Regions from separate parts of the Homo sapiens genome. Here regions 1 and 2 are each linked to region 3. The links are chromatin contacts, found by Hi-C or POLR2A ChIA-PET in ENCODE. All regions are on one chromosome and are shown on one strand. Each heading gives the region's core, a stretch centred on a gene start or an enhancer-like site at or near the end of the contact. The rest is flanking DNA. Distances are from core to core; before and after follow the strand shown. Region 1 holds the start of ADCY3 (adenylate cyclase 3). Region 2 holds the start of KLHL29 (kelch like family member 29). Region 3 holds the start of WDCP (WD repeat and coiled coil containing).

Region 1 (2,700 bases), core at 171-2,670, 870 kb before region 3:
CTAAAAATACAAAAATTACCCCGGGCTTGGTGGTGTGTGCCTGCAATCCCAGGTATTCAGGAGGCTGAGGCAGGAGAATTGCGTGAACCTGGGTGGTGGAGGTTGCAGTGAGCTGAGATCACAACACTGCACTCCAGCCTGGGTGACAGAGTGAGACTCAGTCTCGAAAAAATAAAAAATAGAAATAAAATAAAACAATGGGGCAAAGTTTTGCTTTATTTAAATTACCAAACTCCTATATCTGATGTTAGGTCCCCTACCTTTGGAATCAAAGCCCTGCGAAGTATGGGCTGAAGGTGGCGCCTTTTCAGACAGAGTGTGAGGGAACGGTAGAAACAGCAGTGGCAGGATCGATTCTCTAATGGATCCATTCCCCGAGGGATGCAAGGTGATGCCTGAGGTTCTGGAAGGGGTGCCCGCGGATAACTCTCAGGGGCATGGGGTGGCAGCTCCATCCAGGGTCTGGATAGCCAAGTTTCTCTCCCCTCTGTTCATTCCTTCAGCTCTCCCCAGGGGAGATGACCCCCTATTGCTGCTGGCTGTCCTCAGCACTTACCTTCCCACACATGCTTTTGTCCCTTTTGTCCCAAAACATTCTATCTCTTTCCTCTTCCTTTATTTAAATTCCCAAAGCCTGTAGTTGATCTTAGCACGGTGTTCTGTCAAATGCAAGGAAAATAATTTATACTATGGTGTAAGAGACTGATAGGTTTAACTATTCAAAGGAGCATTCGCATCTTTAAGGGACAGTTTGTGAACTCAAACACATCTCAAACGGGTAGAATGTGCACGGGAAATCTCTTCGAAGCAGGGTCTCAGGAACTCTTCCAGTTCCACGTGTGTAGTGCCCACCGGGCCACCGCCACCCGCCTCCTGGGAGCAGGACAGGGCTCCGCTGCCGAGCCCCTCTGCGGAAAGCTCAGGCCCGGCGCTCCGGAGTCTGGGCTCCCGGGGTGGGCGGGGATACTTAGGCCCCACGTGCCCCGCGGCGGAGCGGTCCCCAAACCTGAGCCCTGGCCTCTGCCGGCCCGGAAGGAAGCCGCGGCGGAGGAGGGGGCGGCGGGGTGCCCCGAGCGCGCCTCACCTGCGGGCGGGCGCGTCCCGGGCTTCCATCCTCCTAGACCGGGCCTCCTCGCTGGAAGGGGTGGATTCGCCCCAGCCCTGCCGCCCACCGCCCACCGCCCACGCCCGCGCCCGCGCCCGCGCTTCCACGCAGCCATCGCCCCAGCCCGCCGCCCGCGCCGGATCGGGGGCCGCCCGGGCCCCTCCACCTCTCGCCCGCGCGGGTCCTGGGACCGCCGCCCGGCGCCTCCCTCGCCGCCCCACTCCGGAACGCGCCGCCGAGAGGGCGGAGACTGGGGCGAGGGAGGGGCCGCCCCGCCCGCCTCCCGCCTCCCGCCTCCCGCCTCCCGGGGCCTGGAGCGCGCGTGGCCCCGGAGCCGCCGGCGCCGCGCGGGGAATAGCTGTGCAGCACGCCGAGCCCGGACTCGGCTGGCTCGGCTCGGCGCGGGCGGGCGAGAGGATGCTGGCGGGCTTCCCCGGGCTCGGCCCGCGCTCCCGCCGGGGAGGGCCCCGCGCGCGCCCCTAGCAGCCGCCGCCGCCGCGGGTGCAGGGGAGGGGTCCGGAGAGCCGCGCTCGCCGCCGCCCGCGCCTGCCGGCCCCCGCACGGCCCCTGCCCCTGAGCCTCAGCCCCAGGGCGGGCGCGCTGGGCCGGCGCCCACGGATCTCCCAGCCCTCGTCGCCGCCTCCTCCTTCCCCCTGCGGCCGGGCGCCCGCGGATGCTGAGGGGCAGCCCTGCGCCTCTCCCGGTCGGATCCCGGGCCTGACGGCGGGAGATCGCGCTCCGGCCGGGCCCCGAGGCGCTGCCGGGGCGGCGCGGCTCTGCGGGGAGCAGCCCTCGGGCGCGCCGAGCTCTCCCGCCCCAGCCCGCGCGGGGACCGTCCCGGAGCACGCGGTGGCCGAGTTCCCGCACAGGTAAACGCAGGGGCAGGGCCAGGCTTCCGGGGGGGAAGACAGCGCCCCGAGCGTGGGAAGGGGGCCGGATCGGAGCCCGAGCCTCCAAGGGTTTGGTGGAAAAAGGAAGTAAACAGAAGGAAGGCTCAGGAATCCCCCACGATGGTCCTGATTTCTTTCCGGCACATTTTATTTACAGCTTCTAAGGACTGGGCCTGGAGGGAATTTAGGTGAGGAAGTCGGGGACTGAGAAAGAAGAGATGACAGAGAGAAACCGGTTACCAGGGATGGAAAGGCGGCTAGGCCCTTCCACAAGCCAGGGACAGGAAATTGAGTGTCTGGCGTGGACAGGACTAAGTGTGCCTGCGGTGGGCGGTGGTGTGAGCCGGGGGTGGCAGGGAAGGCCCTGGGTTGGGAGGCTCTTGCAGCAGAGATCCTTTTATGAGGGTTAGGGCGGGTCATGGGGAAACCGCAAGGTAGGAGGGAAGAGGTGCTTCTACTCAGCAATGCCCTTTTCAGTTCTAGCTGATCAGTGCTACCTGTGCTCTGGAAACCCGCTCTGCGTTCCTGCTGGAGGTGGCCTCCCCTCCGCCCCAGACAAGAAGAGGCCCTCAGCCCTCCCCCGGTCTCAGAGAGCCCTGAGAGGAGGCCCAGTCCAGAGCTCTTCCTCCGTTCCCAGTCCACTTCTCTAGGGCCAGTAGCAGACACCAGCCAGTATGCCGAGGAACCAGGGCTTCTCCGAGCCCG
Region 2 (2,700 bases), core at 65-2,564, 660 kb after region 3:
TCCGCGTCCCCCCACAACACGCTGGCACCCACAAGGTGTCAAGGGAAGTGTGCGTGTGTGTGTCGGGGTGGGGTGGGTCACAATAAGGTCTGTGCGGGTTCCCTCCCGACGGTTTTCGAGCTCATCTACCTCGAAAGTTACTTGGGATTGAGTAAAGAGACCCAGTCCCCAAATGCGAGATCAGAGGACGCGAGGGGCAGAAAACCCCAACCTGGCTTCTCGCTGCACAGAGGCGCGCACCTCCCCAAAGGACAGTGCGCGCGGCCGCCCCTGGGGGCCAGCCCTCCGTCGCCTCCAGGTCTCCTGCCCGGCCGGGGCCCTGGGCCGCTCAGGGGAACGTGGCCTGGAGAGGGGCGCGCGCCGCCGGGCCCAGCAGGGGGGCTGCTCCGGCCAGGGGTCACACAAGCCTCCAGCACCTCCGAACACCGTGACAGTGGCCCCAGGCAGCCCCGGTGCATACACACCCGGGGGCAGGAAGTTTTTTCCCCCCCTTTTTTTCCCCCTGGAGCAGCGCAGGCGCAAGGGCTCCTGCAGCCTGCGAGTCCAGACGCGGGAGGCTCCTGTCGCCGCCGCCGCCGCCGAAGCCGAGCCCAGGGTTCCGGGTTCCGGCCCCGCTCCCACGCCCGGCCCGGCCCGGCCCCACGCGGCGGCCAGGACCTGGGTCTCCCTCCGGCGCCGCATCCGAGGCGCTCCAGCCCGGCCCGGCTCTTACCTCCGGCGCGCGGCTCCGGCCCCGGCCCGACGCGCAGAGAGCCCGGGGTCGCGGGTGGGCGCAGGAGGGCTGATGGAGAGCGGACAGCGCCGGCGGGTAGCGGTGGCTGGGGCCGCTCGGGTCCTGGCCGGAGGAAACGGATCCAGGTCCTCCTCCTCGCGTTCCTGCTCTCCGCCTTCTCCCCTCGTTCCTCCTCCTCCTCCGCCGCCGCCGCCTCCCGGCAGCCCAGGGAGGATGCCCGGGAGAGGGAAGTCGGTCCTCCTGCCTGTCAGCCTGTGCGGCTATGAGCGGTGCGGCGCGGCTCTCATCGAGGCGGCGGCGGCGGCGGCGGCTCCGGCAGCATCGCCCCCGCCCTCTCCCCGCAGCCGCGGCGGCCGCGGGGCTGGGGCTGGCTCCGGGCTCGCGGCTCGGGCTCCGGGCGGGGGCTGCGCTCAAGCGCGGCGACCGCCGGGGCTGCGGACGGGCGCTGCGGAGCCGGGGCCGGGGCTGGAGCTGCGGCGAGATCCGCGGTGGCGGGGACGGCGGCGGCGGCGCGGGGGCTGGCGCGGCCGCGGCGCGGGGACCATGCTCCCTTCTGGCTCGCTCCGCTCCGGGTACCGTCTGCTTTAGCTGCGAGGGAGGCGGGCTTCGGCGCGCAGCCAGGGGCGGGCGGAGCCAATCACGGGCGCCCGAGTGGGCGGGGGTGGCGGGTGGGGGAGGCGGGGCCCTCTGGCCCGGCCCGGCCAGGCCGGGCCCCGTGCGCAGTTTCCCCGGCCCGAGGGATTCCCGGCTGCCGCGCGCCGGGTCCGAGGTTGGAGTGCTCGCGGGTGTGTCCGTCGGTCCGTCCGTCCGCCGCCCCCGCCCCCCGCGGTGGCCCCCGGCTCGCCTGGCTCCGCGGCCGCGCCCGGCAGACGCACGGCGCGTGGCACGGGCTGCTCCGCCGTGGCCTCCTGGCCTTGCTGGCCCAGGGTTGGGGGCCCGGGACTGAGGCGAGCTCCCCGTCTGCTCTCAACACCTGAGGAAACTGGCGGAAAAGTTTGAGAAGGAAAAAGTCCAATCGTCTTTCAGCTTCCGCCCTCTTTATGACACTCCAGCCTTGGAAAGGAGCAGGAATTGTCCACACCTCTGAAGGACCAGGGAGAGCCCTGCAAAGTGTCCACCAGCCTTCTGAGTCAGCCCTGCCTCTCCTGGGGCGCGCGACTTTTCTGTTCATACTGACCCTTAGGAATCCAGGAAGCCTTCTCTGTTTAACAGCCTGACCAGCCTTTGATGTCTATACCGACTACTCACCCCCACCACAGCTCGCTCTCTCTCACACTGTCTACACTGACTTCTCAGTCCCACCACCTCTCGGTCTACACATGCTGTCTACACAGACCCTAACTTCTAACCCTAATAGAAGAGATTTGGCCAGAGGCGTGTGGGACCCCCAATGAGGGCTTTTCCATTATGCTAGAATATTTCACTCTGGGCACAGTCTTCTCCACCCCGACCGCTCTCCTAATCTGGTTTTTATTCCCCGACCTCTCCCTCCTCCCCTACATCCCCTTTACCTGGTTTTGAGTTTCAGAGGAAATATCTGTACCTGCCCTCCTCCTCCACCCCTGTCTGAATGTAAAGGCCTGAGGGCCCAATCCTCATCCTCCACCCTCCCTCCGCTCCCCCGGGTAAAGGCCTGAGGCCTGAGGCCTTGCTAGAAATTGGAGTTGGGGTGCTGTAGGTAGTGTGGGGAGCTGGCTGTGGGGGCCCAGCTGGGAGGAGCTGGCCTGGGGAGGGCTTTGCCAGTCCTTGCCTCCATCTACCAGGGCCAAGGAGGACTGAGCCGGTAAATATTTTCTTCTCAGCTCCCCCCCTGTGATGTCTGATCCAGGCCTCTGCTCTCCTTGGCTGTAAACTCAGCGCACGGATTGTGTCTTCTTTAATATTTTGTAGGAAGCAGAGTACAGTGTCGTGGCTGATAAATAATAAATAATAATAATCTACTGAGGGTAGCAGGAGCACTGTCAGAA
Region 3 (2,700 bases), core at 50-2,549:
ACTTTTAAAATTTTTTCCCCCTCATTATTACCTGCATTGTTCCAAAAATTGATGTGAGGCCAAGTATATCAATTTTTGGAACAATGGCTCACACCTGTAATCTCAACACTGTAGGAGACCGAGGCAGGAGGATTGCTTGAGCCTAGAAGTTCAAGACCAGCCTGGGTAACATAGCGAGATCCCGTCTCTCTCTCTCTCCTTTTTTTTTTTTTTTTTTTTGAGACAGAATCTTCACTCTGTCGCCAGGATGGAGTGCAGTGGCACAATCTCGGCTCACTGCAACCTCCGCCTCCCAGGTTCAAGCGATTCTCGTGCCTCAGTCTCCCAAGTAGCTGGGATTACAGGCGTGAGACACCAGCGTTCGGCTAATTTTTAAATTTTTAGTAGAGACAGGGTTTCACCATGTTGGCCAGGCTGGTCTCGAACTCCCGACCTCAGGTTATCCGCCCGCCTCAGCCTCCCAAAGTGCTGGGATTACAGGCATGCCATCTTTATTTTTAAAAAAAGAAAAGAAAAGAAAAAGAAAAACATAAAAACTGATGTGAAGATATGATTCTCCTGAGTGGCACTGGAAGATAGGCATGGGGAGAAAAGCCTGGCAAACTGGTCCAGAATGAGCCCCAAGGGTGTTCTTCCTCCATTTCCTCATCCCCACTCTCCCGGATGCTTAGGTCCCAGATGAGGTTGTCTGCATCCCTGAAGGTGTTCTGGCTGTGTTGTTAAAGAAAGATGATTGTCGACTGTACTGTGAGGGTCAGGACCTGGAATTCCTCATAGGTCTGAAGAAGCCTAAGGGACGCACTAAATCCATAGGCTGCGGCCAGAGCAGGCACGCTTAGGGTCGGGGTAGAACAGGGATTTGTAGCTGGGACAGGCCCATGCAGCGGCTTCAGCTCAATGCACAGTATTTTGTGTACAGATAAGAACATTTTCCTGAGAGATTTTATCAGATTTTAAAGAAGGTTAAAAAGCCGTGGTGATCCTAGGGCTCCTGGACTCCTTAGACAAGAGAACCGACGAGAAGTGGGGAAAGAGCTCAAGTGCTTAAGGGAGGGAAAATGTGGCGGGCTTGCGGTCGGTGGTTTTACGGGGACTACCACTCCCAGCGATCCGTGCGGCAGAGCCAGAGCTTATTGGCCAGTGGGACGAACCCTCTGCTAATGTGCATATTCAAAAGCCAATAGACGGGGCCATCTCGGAGCGTGCCTATCCTATCAGAGGACCACCCACCTATCAGAGGACCGATATCACCGCCCACCTATCAGAGGACTGAGGGCCGGTGCTTCCGGTGGCTGCCCAGAACTTCTTATGTGCGGCGGCGTGATGTTGGGCGGCCACAGAGAGATTGGTGTTTTTGTGAGGCAGTGAGACCTAAGGTATTTCATCTCCACTGCTGCCGGGCCTGGCGGGTGTGGGGAGGCTGTAGGGGGTCAGGAGGGAAGTGGATCGGCTCTTGGTGGGTAGGGGGCGGGAAGGAGGAGATTCAGGCGTGCAGAGAGGATGAGGAGAATGGGGCGGGCCGCGTGTGAGGGGTCGCGGGATGAGGATCGAGCTAGGGGTGGGTGTAAATGAGGGATTATGACCGTGACTCGTGAATAACACTCCTGGGAATATGTCCCAAGGAAGTCATCCAAAGTCAGGAAATGCTTTAAGCCTTAAGACCTCGGTCCGAGCTTTATTTATAGCGGGTAGCGGGATAAAGTTGGGTACAGCTAGGAGCAGTTCAGTACATTATGTCACTTCACTGAGTGTATGTGAAGTGGCCTCTAAAACTAATTTATTAAACTTTTAAATAACATAGGGAAATGCTAATATATAATGTTAGATGAAAACCGTGATACAAAGTTGCACAGTATAACTGAAAAAGTTTGACAGCCAAACTATGCATAGAAGAGTCTAGAGGGATTAGTCATAATTTTCTTTGGATGAATGTTTTTTCGTTAACTCTTCTTAATTTTTTTCTTGTGTATGATTTTTGTTTCCAAATAAGTGTAAAGAACTTGAAATCATTTTATAGTGGAAATACAATAAACTTGGAAAACAAGTTGGGGGAGGGATGTACTTTTGTTTAAACCTGCTGGAAATGCCAGTTCACCTGAATCCCTTGATTCTCGTCATGAGTTGTCTTTAAAGAAGATGAAAAACAGAATTAAATGGTTATATACTGAGCACCGGCTCTTAGTTTTCTGACCACCTCTCCGGAGACCTGAACTAATACAGTGGTCTTTTCCCTCCTAAAACACCCAGGGTTCTTGATTTCATGTTCTCCAAAAAACTTATACTCTGGAGATTGTGAAACAATAGGTATACAATTAGTTTCAGGCAAAATCAGTAGCGTTGGGGAATGCCTGAAGAGCATTTAAACCTTGGTCCTCCTGGCCCTCTGATCTTATACAGTGAGGTTCTCCACTACCTTGACTTTAATGATTAACCCTATGTCAGTGATTTCCAAATCCTTACCTCTGACTGCCTAAGGTACATTGGTACCATGTAGACATCTTACATGAAGCACATGTTAATTTCAATTTGTCACATACTACACACGTTCCTCCCCTACTGCCCCCACCCCCACCTCCCCAACAGGGTCTCACTCTGTCACCCAGGCTGGAATGCAGTGGTGTGATCATAGCTTACTGTAACCTTGAACTCCTGAGCTCAAATCCTCTCAGCCTCCATAGTAACTAGGACTGCAGGTGTGGG

The links. Hi-C counts contacts between places; a loop is a spot of excess contacts on that map. ChIA-PET counts read pairs that join two places held with the same protein, here RNA polymerase II (POLR2A). Pooled maps may share reads with other maps.
Region 1: a loop to region 3 is called in a pooled map, with 11 times the contacts of the local background. The contact joins the promoter of ADCY3 here to the promoter of WDCP in region 3. A Hi-C loop is called at or near these places in 7 of 50 pooled maps.
Region 2: a map with no recorded cell type shows a loop between it and region 3 (4-fold over the local background). The contact joins the promoter of KLHL29 here to the promoter of WDCP in region 3. A Hi-C loop is called at or near these places in 2 of 37 single-sample maps with no recorded cell type and 6 of 50 pooled maps. POLR2A ChIA-PET finds 5 or more read pairs at or near these places in 1 of 52 experiments (Panc1).

Annotation. Positions count from the first base shown.
Region 1 is chr2:24,918,957-24,921,656 of GRCh38, reverse strand. It overlaps ADCY3 (adenylate cyclase 3), which reads left to right and starts at 1,420. Exons shown (of 22, transcript NM_004036.5): 1 at 1,420-1,974; 2 at 2,473-2,700. The coding sequence starts at 2,670. LOC124907742 (a long non-coding RNA gene) reads right to left here and starts at 1,313. Exons shown (of 2, transcript XR_007086246.1): 1 at 1,085-1,313; 2 at 199-659. RefSeq lists silencers at 866-955, 966-1,175, 1,216-1,275, 1,306-2,035.
Region 2 is chr2:23,383,793-23,386,492 of GRCh38, reverse strand. It overlaps KLHL29 (kelch like family member 29), which reads right to left and starts at 1,314. Exons shown (of 14, transcript NM_052920.2): 1 at 713-1,314. It overlaps LINC02923 (long intergenic non-protein coding RNA 2923), which reads left to right. Exons shown (of 6, transcript NR_187213.1): 1 at 1-2,700. RefSeq lists silencers at 198-1,057, 1,228-1,577.
Region 3 is chr2:24,045,990-24,048,689 of GRCh38, reverse strand. WDCP (WD repeat and coiled coil containing) reads left to right here and starts at 1,299. Exons shown (of 4, transcript NM_025203.3): 1 at 1,299-1,376. It also overlaps a transcript of FKBP1B not described here.